Linked DNA regions of Homo sapiens: region 1 is linked to region 2. A link is a loop called in an ENCODE intact Hi-C map of the cell type or tissue named here. Cell type or tissue: heart right ventricle. All regions are shown on one strand. Each heading gives the region's core, and the rest is flanking DNA. Links, peaks and the distances in the headings are about the cores only. Region 1 holds the start of PLLP (plasmolipin). Region 2 overlaps NLRC5 (NLR family CARD domain containing 5).

What was found. Peaks named below come from ENCODE experiments on the same cell type or tissue, not always from the same donor. Only the 100,000 strongest peaks of a DNase experiment are listed, where the experiment ranks them.
Region 1: it touches region 2 in a loop (2.6-fold over the local background); 32 of 110 quality-filtered maps call a loop at or near these places.

Annotation. Positions count from the first base shown.
Region 1 is chr16:57,280,498-57,291,343 of GRCh38, reverse strand. PLLP (plasmolipin) reads left to right here and starts at 6,672. Exons shown (of 4, transcript NM_015993.3): 1 at 6,672-6,938. The coding sequence starts at 6,804. RefSeq lists silencers at 4,017-4,229, 6,479-6,888 and an enhancer at 6,933-7,594. In heart right ventricle, for the core only: no CTCF peak of the experiment used is centred there; no DNase peak of the experiment used is centred there; H3K4me3 peaks cover 2,032 bases; H3K27me3 peaks cover 1,297 bases.
Region 2 is chr16:57,081,186-57,089,185 of GRCh38, reverse strand. It overlaps NLRC5 (NLR family CARD domain containing 5), which reads right to left. Exons shown (of 49, transcript NM_001384950.1): 48 at 7,576-7,659; 49 at 5,666-6,769. The coding sequence ends at 6,658. Among named protein-coding and RNA genes, the nearest start is that of CPNE2, 7.4 kb to the left of the region's middle. RefSeq lists an enhancer at 4,524-4,653. In heart right ventricle, for the core only: CTCF peaks have their summits at 4,561 and 4,767 (motif pointing left); a DNase peak (open chromatin) is centred at 4,745.

The DNA of each region.
Region 1 (10,846 bases), core at 2,847-10,846, 200 kb before region 2:
CCAGGAGGTGGAGGTTGCAGTGAGCTGAGATTGCGCCATTGCACTCCAGCCTGGGCAACAGAGTAAGAGTCCGTCTCAACAACAAATGGTAAAAATAAGTTAAAAATAAAAATAAAATAAAATAATTAGCTGGGCATGGTGGTACACGCCTATAGTTCTAGCTACTGGGGAAGTAAAACTGGGAGGATCACTCGGGCCCAGGAGTTCAAGACTGCAGAGGGACATGATCATGCGATTGCACTCCAGCCTGGGCATCAGAGTGAGACCCTGTGTCAACAACAATTGTCTTTTTTTTTTTTTTTTGAGACAGAGTTTTGTTCTTGTTGCCCAGGCTGGAGTGCAATGGTGCAGTCTCAGCTCACTGCAACCTCTGCCTCCTGGGTTCAAGTGATTCTCCTGCCTCAGCCTCCCAAGTAGCTGGGATTACAGGCATGCACCACCACACCCGGCTAATTGTTTTGTATTAGTAGAGACAGGGTTTCACCATGTTGGCCAGGCTGGTCTCAAACTCCTGAAATCAGGTGATCCGCCTGCCTTGGCCTCCCAAAGTGCTGGGATTACAGGTGTGAGCCACCACACCCAGCTACAACAACAATTGTAAATCTAATAGTGTAAATCCTTCAGTGGTTTAAGACCCAAGTGATCTGACTCTTGGCTGCCTGTTGAACCTCATCTCTCCCTATCTTCCCAACTCTTATCCCTCGGTGCTTCCTCAGAGATCTCAAAGTCTTCCCTGACTCAGGGCCTTTGCACAGAAGGCAGTTTTCCCTGCCTGCAATGTTCTTCTCCTGTCTGATTCTTGTTCATCCTCCAGGTCTCTGCTAAAATGTTTAGACCTTCCTTGACCCAGTTATCTAAATGACAACTCCCAATCCTCAGAATTACTCTCTCCCCTGGCTCCCTGCCCTTTTTCTGTGGTGACATCATCACTACTGGTGAGTTGCTATTTCTTGGTGGGTTTGTACATCTAGACTGTCTGTCTCCCCCACTAGACTCCTTGAAGGTGGGGGCCCTCATCACAGCTCACAGCTCCATCCCCAGGGCCTGGCACTCCCGAGGCACACACTAAACATCTGCTTCGTGCCTGAACCCCCACTGCTGAGTAGCTGAGTAGCTGGGGCCACAGCTGGGCAGGCCCAGTACGCAGTGGGGATAAGGTCAGAGCAGGGAACTTTTGTAGAACTGGAGAAAACTGAGGCAAGACATGTACTGCAGGTATCCCGTGTGGAGATAGGCTGCTCAGAGCCCGGGAAGGGGAGGCCGGTCCTGGCAGTAGACAGGCTGTCTGTCCCCCCACCCCATCCTAAGAATCCAGGACCCCGTGGCGCCAGCGGAGACTGTGGGTGGGCAGCTGGTTCCAGTCTGGGGACAGGTTCCTTCCCACTTTTTCTGACTGGGGGGCGAGTGAAGTTGGTTTGGGAGAAAATGTCAAAGTGAAAAACAGTGGAGTGATTCAGTCTTTTCAGTCTTGCTTGCTGCCATTTGAAAAGAATGAAAGTGGGATTAACAAAAAAAAAAAAACCCACAAAATCCAAACCAAAACCAAAACAAAAACACCCTACTGTTTTAGAATCTGCCTCAGAAACAATCATCTTTTTGTTTTCTGTGTCACAATAAAATTAAGGGCTCACCCGAGCTTTGTTCTGCACTTGGACTTGTCTGCAGAGAGGCTGGTCTCTGAGTAACAATTTTGCAGCTACCAAGAAGACTCCTCATTTCCAGAGCACCTACTGCAAGTGGGGTGCTGGGACAGGGGAAGGGGCTCAGGTGCATTGAGGGGAGGGGGTTGAACATCCCGTTGAGTAAAGGGTTAAGTCAGCATCAACCAGTGATATTTTTAAAGTGTTCATCAGAGCTTGTCTCTCGCCTGCTTAAAACACTCCAGGCCTTGGCCGGGCGCAGTGGCTCACGTCTGTAATCCCAGCACTTTGGGAGGCCAAAGCAGGCAGATCACGCGGTCAGGAGATCGAGACCATCCTGGCTAACACGGTGAAACTCTATCTCTACTAAAAATACAAAAAATTACCCAGGCGTGGTGGCGGGTGCCGGTAGTCCCAGCTACTCTTTGAGGCTGAGGCAGGAGAATGGCGTGAACCCGGGAGGCAGAGCTTGCAGTGAGCTGAGATCACGCCACTGCACTCCAGCCTGGGCGACAAAGCGAGACTCCGTCTCAAAAAAAAAAAACACTCCAAGCCTTAAAATAAAATGTTAGCCCTTCTCCATCATTGTGGTAGGCTGTATAATTGCCACTAAAAGATGTATCAGTGGCTCATGCACTTTGGGAGGTCAAGGCAGGAGGATTGCTTGAGCTCAAGTTCGAGACCAGCCTGGGCATCATGGTGAAACCCAGTCTTTACAAAAAATTGGTGAGTCATGGTGGCTCAAGGACCTGTGGTCCCAGCTACTCAGGAGGCTGAGGCAGGAGGATTGCTTGAAACCTGGAGGCGGAGGTTGTAGTGAGCCAGGATGGCACCACTGCACTCCAGCCTGGGCAACAGAGTGAGACCCTGTCTCAAACAAACAAACAGAACAGATCCTAATTCTTGGAACCTGTCCATTTTACCTTATAAAGTAAAAAGGTCTTTACAGATTAAGTGACTAAATTAAGATTCTTTTTCTTTTTTTTTCCTTTTGAAACAGGGTCTTGCTCTGTCACCCAGGCTGGAGTGCAGAGGCAAAAACATGGTTCACTGTAACCTCAACCTCCTGGGGCTTAAGCAATCCTCCCACCTCAGCCTCCTAAGTAGCTGGAACCACAGGTGTGCACCGCCACGCCCGGCCAATTTTTTTTTTTTTTTTAGAGACAGGGGTATTTGCTGTGTTGCCCAGGCTGGTCTCAAACTCCTGAGCCAAACCCATCCTCCTGCCTTGGCCTCCCAAAGTGCTAGGTTTACAGGCATGAGCCACTGCGCCCAGCCTCAAATTAAGATTCTTTATTTGAGGAAAACTATTCTGGAGTATCTGGGTGGCCCTAACACAATCACAAGTGTCCTTATAAGAGAGGCAGAGAGAGATGTTATACATACAGAAAAGGAGGAGGCCATGTGACGTAGGAGGCAGAGACAGGGTTGATGCAGTCATAAGTTGAGGAATGCCAGCAGGCCCCACCAGGGTTGGAAGAACAAGGATGGGATTCTCCTCTAGACTCTGCAAAGGGAGCATGACCCTCAGGACACCTGATTTTGGCTCTTCCCAAATTTTGGAAGATTTTGGCTCAGTGAAACTGATTTCAGACTTCTGGCCTCCAGGACTACAGGAGAGTAAATTTCTGGGTTTTCTTTTCTTTTTTTTTTTTTGAGACCGTGTTTCACTCTTGTTGCCCAAGCTAGAGTGCAATGGCTCAATCTCAGCTAACTGCAACCTCCGCCTCCCGGGTTCAAGTGATTCTCCTGCCTCAGCCTCCTGAGTAGCTGGGATTACAGGCGTGTACTACCACGCCCAGCTATTTTTTTGTATTTTTAGTAGAAACAGGGTTTCGCCATGTTGGCCAGGCTGATCTGGAACTCCTGACCTCAGGTGATCCACCTGCCAAAGTGCTGGGATTACAGCCGTGAGCCACCGTGCCTGGCCAAATTTCTGTTGTTTTAAGTCACCAAGTTAGAGCAGCCACAGGGCACTAATACAGTCCTCTAAATAGCCTGTGTGATCCGGCCCTGGCCCGTGTTGCCAATCTCACCCTTACTCACTTGGCTCTAGCCCTACCAAGGACCTTTTTCTGTTCTCAAAACTGGTCCAGCCTCAGGGCTCCTGCACTTATTAAATTCTTCCCCCAGAATTCCCAAGGCTAGCCCCTACTCATGATTTGGGTCTCTGCATAAATGTCACCTCTTCCCACAGGTCTTCCTTGACCACCTTAACCCAGAAATCACCTGTGGGTGACTCTGTGTCACATTCCCCCATTTTACTTTAGTCACAGCGTTTGTCACTATCTGAAAGTATTATTCCTCCCGGGTTTATTACTTCTCATCCCCACCAGACAGTGGGATCCAACGACTGAAATCCTATCATTTGTGGCAACACAGATGAACCTGGAGGACATCATGTGAGTGAAATAAGCCAGGCATAGAAAGACAAACACCACGTGGTCTCTCTCATATGTGGAATGAAATAAAGAAGTTGATCTCGGCCAGGTGCAGTGGCTCACGCCTGTAATCCCAGCACTTTGGGAGGCCAAGACAGGTGGATCACCTGATTTCAGGAGTTTGATACCAGCCTGGCCAACATGGTGAAACCTTGTCTCTACTAAAATTACAAAAAATTAGCTTAGCGTGCTGGCGGGCGCCTGTAATCCGAGCTACTCAGGCAAGAGAATTGCTTGAACCTGGGAGGCGGAGGTTGCAGTGAGCCGAGGTCGCGCCATTGCACTCCAGACTGGGCAACAAGAGCAAAACGCCATCTCAAATAAATAAATAAATAAATTGATCTCATAGTAGAGTAGAATAGTGGTTACAGGAGGCTGGGGTGTAGTGGGAGGATACAAAGAGGTTGGTTAACAGGTACAAAGTTACAGTTAGGGCTGGGCATGGTGGCTCACACCTGTAATTCCAGCACTTTGAAAGGCCAAGGCGGGTGGATCGCTTGAGGCCAGGAGTGCGAAACCAGTCTGGGCAACATGGAGAGACCCCATCTCTACAAAAAAATTTAAAAAAATTAGTCAGGGCTGGGCCCAGTGGCTGATGCCTGTAATCCCAGCCCTTTGGGAGGCCAAGGTGGGCGGATCACAAGACCAGCCTGGCCAACATGGTGAAACCCAGTCTCTATTACAGATACAAAAAATTAGCTGGGCATGGTGGCTCGAGCCTGTAATTCCAGCAAGACTCCATCTCAAAAAAAAAAAAAAATTAGTTGGGCATGGTGGCGTGCACCTGTAGTCCTAGCTACTAGGGAGGCTGAGGTGAGAAGATCACTTGAGCCTAGGGGTTGGAGGCTGCAGTAGGCTATGATCATGCCACTGCCCTCCAGCCTGGGTGACAGAGTGGGACCTCGCCTCAAAATAAATAAAAGTAAAAAGAAAAAAATACCAATATTGTACATTTCTTTTCTTTTTTTGTTTTTGTTTTTAGATGGAGTCTGGCTCTGTCACCCAGGCTGGAGTGCAGTGGCATGATTTCAGCTCACTGCAACCTCTGCCTCCCTGGGTTCGAGTGATTCTCCTGTCTCAGCCTCCTGTGTAGCTGGGACTACAGGCACCCACCATCATGCCTGGCTAATTTTTTTGTATTTTTGTAGAGACAGGGTTTTGCCATGTTGACCAGGCTGGTCTCAAACTCATGACCTCTGGTGATCTGCCTGCCTTGGCCTCCCAAAGTGCTGGGATTATAGGCGTGAGCCACAGCGCCTGGCCCTAATATTGTATATTTCAAAATATGGTAGCTAGAAGTGGGGATTTTGAATGTTCTCACCCCAAAGAAGCCATAAATGTATGAGGTGATGGATATGCTAAGTACCTTGATTTGATTTTTTTACACAACGTACACAGGTACCAAAACATCACATGGTACCCCATATTTAGGTACAATTATAGGTTGCCGAAAAAGTAATTGCGGTTTTTGCTATACTTTTATATGCAAAAACCGTATAACTTTTGCACCAACCTAATATTACATGTCAGTTAAAAACAATTTTTTAAGTGGCTCTCTTTTTAAGTGGGTATTTGGGAAAAAAAAAATGTGGGAGCCAAGAAGGCCTTGTCTACTTCGTTTCCTGCTGTATCCACAGGGCCTGGCATGTAGTAGGTGTTCAGCAAACATTGGTTGATGAATGCATGATGACCTATCTGTGCAAACCTCTAGGCTCAAGAGGTGTGTGTGTGTGTGTAAGTATTTTAGGGTGCATGTGTGGCAATGAAACTGTATATGACCTCCCATCTTCTGAGTGACCCCTCCTCCCTCACGCTGTCAGGAGCTTTCTGGGGAATATTTCATTTATTCCCTACAACGCTCTGTGAGGCAGGTTTCCTTCGTATCTATATGACAGACGAGGAAACTGAGGCTCCGCGATCATCTAAGTTATATAAAATATGTTCAGAAGTGAAAACAGCATTAATAGGCAGAAAAGGACCTCCCCCTTCTACCGCTTACCCACCGCTTACCCAGACCCTCCCCTTCCCCGCGCTGGGTCTCCCAGGATTCTTCTTTACTTTCTTTTCTATAAAATACAGACGGGGGGAGGGGGGGCGTCTCACTGTGTTACCCAGGCTGGTCTCGAACTCTTGGCCTGAAATTATCCTTTCACCTTAGCCTCCCAAAGTGCTGCGATCAGAGGCAGGAGCCACCGCATCCAGCCTTCTCCCGGGACTCTTCAAGAGTCGCTGCGCCGGGGCCTAGGCCGAGGGTGCACAGCGCGTAGAAAGCGCCTGGGAGAGCGGTGTCCCCCGCGAGCTACCACAAGTTTATCCCTAGGCGCGGAAGCTACCACGGCCTGGGCGAGAGCCGGGAAATTCCCAGCGGGCGGCTTGCCCCGGGGGAGGCCGGCGAAGCGGTCTAGGCTGGTGCTGGCGGAGCCGATTCACGGACCCGGGGTTGTTTACTGGTCCGGGGAGTGGACGCGGCTGCCCACGAACCGGTCGCGGCTGGGGCGGCGGCGGCGAGCAAAGGGTTAAGGGGGCGGCCCCGGCGGCGGGGGCGGAGCCGGGATCTCGGCCGCACCTGGCGCCCCAGGCTCCCAGCCCCGACGCCTCCTGCAGCGCCTGGAGCCACACAGGGATCCGGAGCCTGGGGGAAAAGCGGCGCGGGAGCCGGCACCCACCGCTGGAGGGGCGGCGACGGCGGCCGTAGCGACCTCGGGAGGCAAGCGGAGCCGCCATGGCCGAGTTCCCGTCGAAAGTTAGCACGCGGACCAGCAGTCCTGCGCAGGGCGCCGAAGCCTCGGTGTCGGCGCTGCGCCCGGACCTGGGCTTCGTGCGCTCCCGCCTCGGGGCGCTCATGCTGCTGCAGCTGGTGAGAGCACGCGCGGGCCCACGGGGTTGGCCGGGGGCTCCCGGTCCGGCCAGGATGGGTGAGGGACTCCGGCGCTGCGTTCATTTTTCGCGAACCTTGCGCTCCCCACCCGGGCTCACACTGTCACCGACGCGCTGCGCGTACCCCTAGGGCGCTTCCCGCACGGACGCCCCCAAGATCGCCCTGCATCCCTCTCACCACGACACTACCCCGTGGCCGTCGCTGCGAGCGTGAGCACCCTGCACCGTGTACAGAGTGCCCACTGCCCGTGCCCCATCGTGCCCCCTCCAAGGTGGTTACCAGCGGCCACAGAAGCCCCCACCGGAGCCACAGTCACTGCGCACAACCCGCCAACCCTTCCCAGCCCTCCCTTCCCTCCTCTCTCTTTTTCACCCCTCTTTCTGCCCGGACAGTGCCCCCAGCCCTCTAGGGAACCCAGTCTGAGGCAAAGTCCACTCTCTGACCACCTTCTGTCCCGCTCCCAGCGGCTCCGGGTGGCCGCACCCATGAACATTCCTCATCTAATCTAGAGGGCACATCCGACTCCCCAACACGCACACTCAGGCACTACCCTGTGGGCGCCCGCGCGGGAGCCGGGCTCTTCTAGCTTTCTCTGGGTGACCCGCCAGGTTTCAGCCGGTTTAGCCAGCCCCACGGGACCGAGATATCGCTGGAGGGAGGGGTTTGTGGGTAGCCAGGGGCAAGACTCCTACTCTCTCCCAGACCCCTGTACAGACCCCAACTGAGGCGGACCCATGGGAACATCCTCCACTCCCACACCAGCCACAGGCCCGGATGTTAGCTTCTTCCTCTGCCACCCTTTCGTGAGGGTCTGGAAGCTGGGTGGGTGCCCTGGGTGGGTGAGGGCCTGATACATTTTCAGAGGACTCAGGTGGAATTGGAGTTGGGCCAGGACCTGTATTTCTTAGCAATCCAGCGAGTGGACATTTCCCATTGTCTCCTATTGCTGGGTGCTAGCGCTGCTGCGAGGCCCAAGCTAGAGGGCAGGGTGGTTGCTTTGGTGCCAGACCCTGGGCTGAGGTCCAGTCTCCCTTCCCTGACCTCTCCAGGTGCGGGCCCACCTCTACCTGGGTCAGTGCTATCTCATTTCAGGATTTCTCAGATCTCTGTGGGCCCCCTCCCCAACCTCTGAATCTCCTGGCGGGTTTGTTTAAAATTTAGATTATTGGACTCCACCCCCGGAAAAAAATGTGCAATCGGAATTTGAATCTCAGGAAGTACAGCCAGAAATTCATTTTTAACAGTTCTCCCAGAGTTTTTTGTTTGTTTCTCTTTTGGGGGGTGGGGGAGAAGGGGAGAAGATTCTGTCTTCTGAGGGAAGAGGTCTAGTTCCTGGAATCATTTAATTCTGCAGATGGGGAGAGCCACTGACCCCGCCACCGCTAGAATGCTCTGCTCTGGGCTGGTTGTGAGGGGCACAGCCATGAGCAGCTGCCTGGCTGCCCAGGGGAGAGCCAGGTGGGTGTGAGAAGTGGTGCGAAAGGGCAGAGGAGAAGGAGAGCAATTTCACGACCAGGAAGGCTTGTTGGAGGAGGTGGTTTTTGAGCAGAGACTTCACTGAAATCTGAGGCAGACGCAGGGAAAGGGTGTTCCAAGGGCAGGGAACAGTGTGAGCCAAGATGTGGTGATGAGAAAGTTGAATTAATTTGCAGGGAGTAGCCAACAGGTTGGTGGTGCTGGAGTTGAAGCACTTGTTTCTGGTGTGGACAGAAGCCAAGGGCCTTGTGTAACTTCTGCGAGCTACAGGGTCTAGGTTCTGTTGGTGGCCTTAAGAGGTTTTGGAACAGAAGAGGGATCTTGCTGGGTGGAGGATGATGACTGGCAAGATCCCTGTGAGGGATCCCTCAGCATCCCTGGTGAGGTGGATCCTGAGGCTGGCCCCTGATGGACAGGAGGATTGCTTGTGGCCAGAAGTTCAAGACCAGCCTGGGCAACATATTGAGACCCTGTCTCTACAAAAAAAAGGAAAAAAAAAATAGCCAGGCATGGTGGTATGCGCCTGTGGTCTCAGCTACTTGGGAGGCTGAGGTAGGAGGACCCCTTGTGCCTGGGAGTTTGAGGCTACAGTGACTTTGATCGCACCACTGCACTCCAGCCTGGGTGACAGAATGAGACTTTGTCTCAAACAGACAAACACACACACAAAAAAAAAAAAAGAAAAGAAAAAAGAAAGAGACTAGCAATAGGGGCAATAGGGGGAATGGAAGGCATTGGAGTAAGAGGAGGATGTTGCTGCTGTGGGCCGCAAGGGTCTTGGTAGCTTCCTCTAGGGCAGGCTTGTGTTCCTGATTGGGGTTGGGATGGGTGGGGGCATCCCCTGTGGCCTCAGCAATCCAGCCCTGCGCATCTGGGTCCCATTACACAGACGTAGACATTGAGGTCTAGTTAGAAGGACTTGCCAGGAGTCCTGTAATAGAGCTTGGCACTTGGGTCTCTTGACTCTCAGGGACTGGGTGTGAGGGAAGTGGGCTCCTTTTGCTCCCTACCTGCAGTGCCTTTGAGGGGATGAGGGTCTTCCATCAGAGTTCTGAAAATGACCTGCACATTTTAGTGCCTTAGAAATCTGCTTGTTGGGGCCAGGTGTGGTGGCTCACGCCTGTAATCCCAGCACTTTGGGAGGCCGAGGTGGGCAGATCACGAGGTCAGGAGACGGAGACCATCCCGGCTAACAGGGTGAAACCCCATCTCTACTAAAAATACAACAAAATTAGCCTGGCATGGTGGTGGGTGCCTGCAGTCCCAGCTACTCGGGAGGCTGAGGCGGGAGAATGGCGTGAACCCGGGAGGTGGAGCTTGCAGTGAGCCGAGATGGCGCCACGGCACTCCAGCCTGGGAGACAGAAAGAGACTCCGTCTCAAAAAAAAAAAGAAATAAAAAAAAAATCTGCTTGTTGGAGAAGCTGCATCCTGAGCTGTTTCTCTGGCAACAGGTAGTTCCACTGGGTCTGAAATGGGATATGTGGGGGTTAATCCAACAGGCACCACCATCTGCTGGGAAGCCATGGTAGCTCCCATCTATCAGGCCAGCACTAGGCTCAGGCCCTTTGCCAAGGCCTTTAGATCTTCTTAGTCGGCCCCATTTTAGGTGAGAAAACTGAGGCTCAGAGGCCAGTTCTTTGCCCAAGATCTCACAGCCCTCCTCCACAGGAGTGATTTTTCTGACTTTTCTGGCCTATGGTCTTAATGACCACGTGTGGCTTTGCTGCTACCTTCCCAGGATCTGTCATTATGGAGGGAGTGGTGGGGACCCTGGGCCCACAGCCTGCTTTCCAGGAGCTCTTGGTCAGTGAGAGAGGTGCCCAGAGGATGTGCTTCTCCCAGAGGGATCAGAGAAGGCTGCATGGAGCAGGAAATAAATGAGAAAATGGAAGCTAATTCTCCATCAAACCCTTCTGTTTCCCAGGATTTGATGAATGTTCCTGGTATGGTGGGAGGAAGGGGAGGTGGGTAGAAAGGCTCCCAGCTCCTGGAGAAGGAGATACACTTTTCATTCGGTATCAGAATGTGTCCTGAAGAACCAATCTCAGTATTCTTCACAGATGTCTGGTGGTGTTCATTGATTTATCACTATCGTTATTCCTTGTAGATTCAGAAAGAACACCAGATGGAATATGATATTAAACCACATAAGACAGAAGAGTTAAAGCGATGTATCTTTAAAAGCTGGTGGTGTGGAGGGGAGAATTGACTTGCAGCAAGTTTAAGGCTGTTGATTATTTGTTGAACTTCCTAGCAGCCTAGGCAAAAAGGGAAACATGAAGAATCTATGCAGATAGCGTCTAAAAAAGGAGGCAGGTCTTTGTTTTGTTTTGTTTTGTTTTCTCTTGCCAATGGATTCATGTCACAAGGCAGGCAAGTTTGATCTACAGATAACTCTTTTGGTTTTAA
Region 2 (8,000 bases), core at 1-8,000:
CAAGAGAGGCAAGTGGAAGCGTTATCATCTGTTTCAGGCCCTTGCCTTGGGAGTCACATAATGTCACTTCTGTTGTAGTCACAGAGGGGTGTCACCGTCACATAATAGGAAGAGCATGTGGGACGGAAGATACTGTGATGGCTGTCTTTAGAAAATACCATGTGCCACAGGGGGTTGATATGGAAACATATCAGGATCCTTGAGGGATCCCCTCAAGGATCTCCTGGTTAGAGGCAGGTGTGGCTGACTCCATTGTCAAACCTCAGGCATGGAGTCATGGCCATGAGTTTGAATCCCAGCCGCTCAGCGGCTGCCTAGGTGAAATCACTCAATCCTCTGGCCCTTGCTCTCCTTCTCTGTAAAATAGGATAGACTTAGTATTTGCTTTATGGGATGGTTGTGAGAATCCAATGAGACAGAATTCAGTGAGACCGTAACGTGCCAGGCAAGTGTAGACAGCAGGGCTAGTGTATAATTGCTATTTTTTTGTTGTTGTTGAGACGGAGTCTCGCTCTGTCGCTCAGGCTGTAGTGCAGTGGCACGATCTCGGCTCACTGCAAGTTCTGCCTCCCGGGTTCACGCCATTCTCCTGCCTCAGCCTCCCGAGTAGCTGGGACTACAGGTGCCCGCCACCACACCCGGCTAATTTTTTGTATTTTTAGTAGAGACAGGGTTTCACCGTGTTGGCCAGGATGGTCTCGATCTCCTGACCTCATGATCCACCTGCCTCGGCCTCCCAAAGTGCTAGGATTACAGGCATGAGCCACCACACCCGGCCATATAATTGCTATTTTTTAAGTTCCAGGGTTGTGGTCACTCTGATGCAGGGACGGTCCCTTTCTAGGATCAGGATACCCAGACTTCTCCAGCCCTTCCAGACAACCTCAGACACCTCCCTCAGCTCTGACCCTGTGCTGAAGTATGTGTGGGTGTGTGTTGGGGAGTGGGAGGTGGAGGACTAAGGGTCCCATGAGGACCACTGATGCCTCTGGCCCCAGGCTCCTAACCAAGGGGTCCCCAGTTGGCCTTTCTTCCCTGGGGAAAGCTCCTCTACTGTTCTCTCCTTCCCAGGGCAAAGGTCTCTTTCTGGACAGCTAGGTTGGGGTGTGTGTGGGATGAGCCTCCAGGTGTGGCTTCCAAGGGCCAAGGGGAGGGTTCTTCACTGGGGTAATTGGGAGGCAGGACAAAGACCAGCAGTCCCTGGAACTTCCTGAGCCTTGCCCCGGGATGAGATGATCTTTTTTTTTTTTTTTTTTTTTTTTTGAGATGGAGTCTCGCTCTTTTTGCCCAGGCCAGAGTGCCGTGGTGCAATCTCAGCTCACTGCAAGCTCCACCTCCTGGGTTCGTGCCATTCTCCTGCCTCAGCCTCCCGAGTAGCTGGGACTACAGGCGCCCGCCACCACACCCAGTTAATTTTTTGTATTTTTAGTAGAGACGGGGTTTCACTGTGTTAGCCGAGATAGTCTCGATCTCCTGACCTCGTGATCCGCCCGCCTCAGCCTCCCAAAGTGCTGGGATTGCAGGCGTGAGCCACCACGCCTGGCCGAGAGATGATCTTTACCAAACCAGCCACTGAATGGTCTTTCCTGGAAGCTCTGGATGTGCCTAGAGTGCATCACAGGTCCTCAGGCCTAGCTTTGGCCATGAAGGGTAGGGTTGGGGGCAGAAGCAGAGCCCAAGAAGGGTGCACAGCCCTCCTGCCTTCCTGAGGGTCTCTCTCTCTCCAGGGAACACACAGACCCGCAGACCAGTTAAATCTCCAGTCCAGGACCACTCCAAAGTCACCCTTTCCTTTTGTTCCAGAGTTGGAGTCTGAGCCCCACTAAATACTCACTGTGTGACCTTAGGCAAGTCATGTTCTCTCTCTGTGTCTTGGTTTCCTCATCTGTAAAATAGAGGAGATTGTTGCTGTGATTGTTGGGCCTAGAGTACATCACAGCTGGCGATGCTCTACAGAAATAACCAGGCAGGGCAGGTGGCTGAGGATCCAGAACTCTCCCCAAGGGAGTGCAGAAATGAGCCATAAGATCATCTTTGCAGCTGAAGAACATAGGTCCTCGTGCCTAACCTCCTTTTGCTCATCCCCTTACTATACAGATGAGAAAACTGTGGGTGTCACAGGAGTGACCTGGGTTTGATTCCTGGTGCCACCAGTTACCAGCTTTGTACCTTTGGAAAAGTTAGGAAAAGTCTCTGGAGTTAGTGTCCCTCTCTGGGGAGGGAGGGTCATGGGATCCTCAGGACAAAATAAGGGGTGCAGGTGCAGGTGCAAAGGCTTGCCCAGCCTCTCCAAGAGACGGCATACTCCAGACCAGTGGGTCTCCACTGCGGCTGCACACTAGAATCACTCAGGGAGCTTTCTAAATACTCTTTTTTTCCCCCAAGACAGGGTCTTGCTCTGTCCTCCAGGCTGGAGTGCAGTGGCATGATCTTGGCTCACCGCAGCCTCCACCTTCTAGACTCAAGGGATCCTCCTACTTCAGCACCCCACCCCACCCCTACCCCCCGCCCCGAGTAGCTGGGACTACAGGTGCATGCTACCACGCCCGGCTAATTTTTGTGTTTTTTTGTAGAGACGAGGTTTCGCCATTTTGCCCAGGCTGGTCTCAAACTCCTGAGCTCAGGTGATCCTCCTGCCTCAGCCTCCCAAAGTGCTGGGATTATAAGCGTGAGCCACTGCACTCAGCCCAAATACTCCTTTTAAAAATAGTGATTTTTAAAAGCTTCCCAGGTGACTCTAATGTGCAGTCAGGGTTGCGATCCACTCATCTACAGTCTTGCTAAGCTAAGTATGGCCCAGCAACATGGCCATCACTTGGGGGCTTCTTAGAAATGCAGAATCCCAGGTGTCTGGGGCTGTCTGGAAGGGCTGGAGAAGTCTGGGTATCCTGCCCCAGACTTGCTGAACCAGAATCTGCATGGTGACAGGATCCTGACACCCTTACAATTTATGTAACTGCAGTTTTACAGCTTGGGAACCACTGGCTGGACAGATGTGTGTTTAGGGGAAGGATAGAGGAGGCAATTTGACAGCACCTGAGGCATGTGAAGGAGGCGAAGGGGGAGTCTGTGACTTCCATCAGAAAGATGGACATTCAGACACAATGGACTTTGGGGACTTGCGGGGGAAGAGTGGGAGAGGGGCGAGGGATAAAAGATTACAAATATGGTGCAGTGTATACTGCTCGGGCGCTGGGTGCACCAAAATCTCATGAATCACCACTAAAGAACTTACTCATGTAACCAAACACCACCTATATCCCAATAACTTATGGAAAAATAAAATAATAATAATAAATAAAACTAAAAAAGAAAGATGAACGTTCAATTTGTACAATTATAAGACTGAGGCCAAGAGACAAAGTAGTAAAAGGAGATTCTCCCCATCTTGCAGATAGACGCGGGTACTTACCAGCCTGATCGCATTCTCAGTGCGATGGCTCACATGCAGAGACGGGGAGCTTCCATTGGATCTTACTGCTTGCCACCCCATAACCTTGCTTTTCTTTGAATTTTATTTGTTTTCATGTATATATTTAAACTGAGCCTACTTTGGGGAGGAAGGGGGCAGGGAGGCTGTACTCCATCCGTGCTGGATAGAAAAACAGGCCGGGCATGGTGGCTTATGCCTGTAATCCCAGCACTTTGGGAGGCCAAGGCACGTGGATCACTTGAGGTCAGGAGTTTGAGACCAGCCTGGCCAACATAGTGAAACTCCGTCTCTACTAAAAATACAAAAATTAGCCAGGTGTGGTGGCGAACATCTGTAATCCCAGCTACTCAGGAGGCTGACGCAGGAGAATTGCTTGAACCCGGGAGGCAGAGGTTGCAGTGAGCCCAAATTGCAGCACTGCACTCCAGCCTGGGTGACAGAGCAAGACTCCGTCTCAAAAAAAAGAAAAAGAAAAAGAAAAATCAAAAAACGGTTAAGGCCTCCAAGCAGGCAGGTGGCAAGAGAGGAAGTTTCTTAATAAAATGAACAAGGCAATTTCACACCAACTTGATGTAGGCCCAGCCAGCTCTGCAGTGCCGCAATACTATGGTTTATTTCAGGGAAGCTGCTGAAAGTTTCTTGGAGTGTAGAATTTGGGCAGATATGAAGGGGGGAAAAGGCGAAGAGAGAAGTAAAATGGCTAAGCAGCAAATGAAAATAGTGTCCTTGAGCTCCGGGGTCCCCTGTCCCCCATGGCCAGGTGCCTCTGCTGGTATCCTCTGCTCCTTCCTCGGCCTTGGCTCCCCTGCCAAGCTATTTCCAGGCTTTGAGGGATTCATCCTTCATTCTTGGGCAAGGAGAGGAGGCAATGCAACCCCTCTAGTGTGAAGGTGATCTTGGGCACACTGAAGGCCAAGGTCAACTCGGCATCATGTCCCAGGAAAGGGAGACAGAATTTCGGACCCAGGGTTGCCTGGTAAACTTCTTGGATCCTCTTCCTGCCTACTTTTTCCCCCATGAGCAGGCTGACGGGCCCATTTGGTGCTAGGTGTGCCCTGACCCTGGCCCGGTAAGGGTGGCCCTGTGTGAAGTATGGGTGCTTGGCACTTGGCTGGAGGACTTTCTCCTCATGCTTGGCAGGGGGCCAGGAACAACCTGGAGGGCTGCAAAGGTCAAGGCCAAGCCACCCAGGTGATGTCACTGGTAGGCTGGGACATCCCAAGCTACTAGGCCGGGTGGGAACAGGCCCCAGCATCGCCTCCTAACTTCCTTCTGGGTCCCACAGTGGAGGAAGTTATCTCATGAATCGCCAGTGGGCTAGCCTGCCCTCCAGTGGTGCTCAGCTGTAACTGCACCACCCTCCCGACTTGGTTTTTCACAATGGGGTGGGAGGCTCCCCCTAAGATCAACTTGTTTTAACTACACGAGGGAGACAGGATGCTGATCTGTCATTTTGGGCATCTCTTCACGTCATATGATATTCGGCTATAAAAAGAGAGGAGAGCTAGGATAACTCGTTTTTGTTTTTTGTTTTTTTTGCCGGTAACTTTGCTCGTCTTGCTTTCCTGACCTCTCCAACAGTCTTAATGTGTGTCTGTGTGTTGTGGGGGTGGCTGCTAACCCACATACCTCAAAGACAGGTAGCAAAGGGTTAAGTCACATTCTATTCCATGCCTGTCTGACTTCCAAAGCCATGTTCCTCTGGTACAACATACCCATGCAAACTCTCTAGGCCAGGGTCAAAGAGCAGCAAAAAGTGGGGTCAGGTGGGGTGTCAAGACAATGGGGAGTGGTGGGGACTGCAGCAAGCTGAGGCATGTGTGCACATCTAAAAGGCACAGTCATGTGACTCTTCAGTGGGAGTGCTGGATTAGCACTTAAAAGCAAGCAGAATCTGAATTTTTATGTAAAATTCCCAATTTTGAATACTGACAATGAATTCAGAAAGTAGTTTCAATGTTATGCAAGTCAAACAAAAAATGTTTCTAACATGCTGAGCTTCTATAACACCCTCACGTTGCAGGCGAGGTCTGGAGAGAGGAGGTAACTTGCCCATGGCCACGTGACTAGAGACAAGTCCTGAGCTGGGAACCCATGTCTCCTGACTCCCAGGCCAGTGCTCCACTCAGCACACCTCTCTGTTGTTTGCGCTGCTGTCCAGTCCTTACGGCAGGGGGTGAACCACCTCTGACTTCAGTGGGGTAAGAGGAAACATTGGATTCACGCTAGACGTGGAATACCATTGTGTTTATTGATCAAGCCTGGCTTCGAGTGTGACAGAGCCATTCTTGGTTCTCCTTGGAAGTAACAAGAACACTGGGTAACATGTGAAGTGCATGGAGACTCACCTGAATCCCACCAAAGTAGTAGCTGGACCCAGTAGCCTAGCTTATTGTCTTGGCAGTGCCCCCTACCCAGTACCATTAGACCTGGCTTTGTCCCTTACATAGGACAGACTGGGCTTCTCCACTCCCGCCAGGCTGGCCCTACCTCCACCTGTCCTTGGAAGCTAGTATGTAAGTAAGGGAGGAGTCATCAAGTTTATAGATGGGTAGGCTGAGGATTGAGGCAGGAGGGGACTTAATGGCTGAGTCCCTGGCTTGTTCCAGAGCCCTGGCCCTTGAGCCCCTGGACTGGTCAGTGCATGGACACTCTCCCCTCCCAGCTCGGGCGGAAGACTTTTCCTGACTTAGCTGCTCCATACACACAATCTATAAATATGTATTTGCTTTAAAAATTAATAAATTAGATCTTGGGCCAGCCTGAGGTCATCTGGCCAGCCATGAGTCCTGTGACATGGACATTTGTCATGTGTCATATATAGACCAACAATCATGTATCCTGCTACTTGGGATGCCAGCACCCATGCCACAGAACACGTGCCACACTGACTTTCATGTAACGCCACATGTCAAGGGGTCACACTGCCACATATAACCGTACGTGTCATGCATTGTCATGACACCCTCATTGTGTGTCGCATGTCCCCAATTGATCACACATATCCCACGTAATGCAGGGTACTCCTTTGTCCAGACCCAGCTCCTGGTTCCCAAAAAAGTTCTCCCTGAGGACTGCAGCAGGACACACGTATCCTTCCTCCTGGGTGGAGTGCAGAGCGCCCTGCCGAGGCTCTTCTTTCCTGAGTCAATTATCCCAGTGGGCGAAAGGTGGATCATTTGGGTGCATCACTTGGCTGGATTCCAAAGGTCTTGAGGGGGCCATCAAGTACCCCAAGGGGCCTGGGGCTGGTTGTCAAAGAAGGCAAAGTCCAGCCTGGGCTCCTGGCTCTTCAGGTGCTGGGCCATGTCGCAGGGAATGGGGTTATTCCAGAGGCTGTGGGGCACAGATATAGGCACTCATTCATCCTCCCATCTTTGCCATCTGTCGTATCTGCAGATTGGGAGGCTGAGGCCCAAAAAGGTAGAGCTGTGCCTAGAGTTACCTGGCAGAGGCAGGTGTTAGACCAGCATAGCTGACCTAGGGAGAGGGTGTACCCCACACCTGCCTCCTGAGTCCTCCAACTCAACCTTCCTCCCTGGGAGATAGTGATGCCAGCTAAGGCCACACTCATATGACACATTTGTGCAAATAAGGAAAAGACCCTCTTTCTTCAAGATGTTTTACTTCCATCTGTCTGAAATTGTCATAATATATGATTTTGGTAGAACAAGGTACTTTACTCTCATCTGCTAGAAATCTAGCAGGTTGACAATGTGAATGGTGCCCCTTAGGTTTAATGCCCTTGTGCAGTGCACAACCTATACAACTGTATGTGATGGCTCTGATTATAGCTGCCATTTTAAGTGCTTACTATGTGCCAGGCATTGGGTTCAGTGCTTTATATGCTCATTTAGTCTTCACAACTCTCTGAGGTAGATACTATCAGTATCCCCATTTCACAGATGAGAAAATTGGGGTTCAGAGAGGTTGAGTTATGGCTACAAAGTTACACAGTTGGCAAGTGGCAGAGCTGGGGTTTGATCCAAGTCTGCTTGCTGCCAAATTCTTGGTGGAGTGGTCCAAGTCTCCTTTGATAATCCCCAGCCCAGGCCCTGCCGCCTCCTCCAGGGAGTCCCATTAGATCTGGGGGTTGGTGTAGCCTCCCACCCACCATCCCTGCCCCTGCAGGCCTCTGTTACCGGATGACTTGGATGCTAGACCCCTGGGCCAGTCCTTCAGCCAGGAGCCAGGCCCCCAAAGCTGTGATCTGATTCTTCTCCAGGCTTCTCAGTGGACAGTGAGGGGAGGGGAAAGAGAAACACGGCCATGAGAATGGGTGTGAGAGTTTCCTAGGTCCCTTCCTCAGGCCAAGGTCAGGGGACACAGTCTCCCACACTACCTTCTCAGGGAACCCAAAAGACAACAGGGGACTGGTGGCAGGTGCAGCAGGAAGGCTGAAGGCTAGAACCCAGGGGGAACTAAGCCTGGCAGGGGCTTGGAACAGGCCAGAGTGTGCAACTCAAGGAAGGGCTTTCTGGGAGGCAGGGGACTGACCCAGTGGCCTCTTGGTGTTCCCGGGATGTAGGTCCCCCTTTAGCCCGTCCCATTCCTCCCCCGGCCCCTC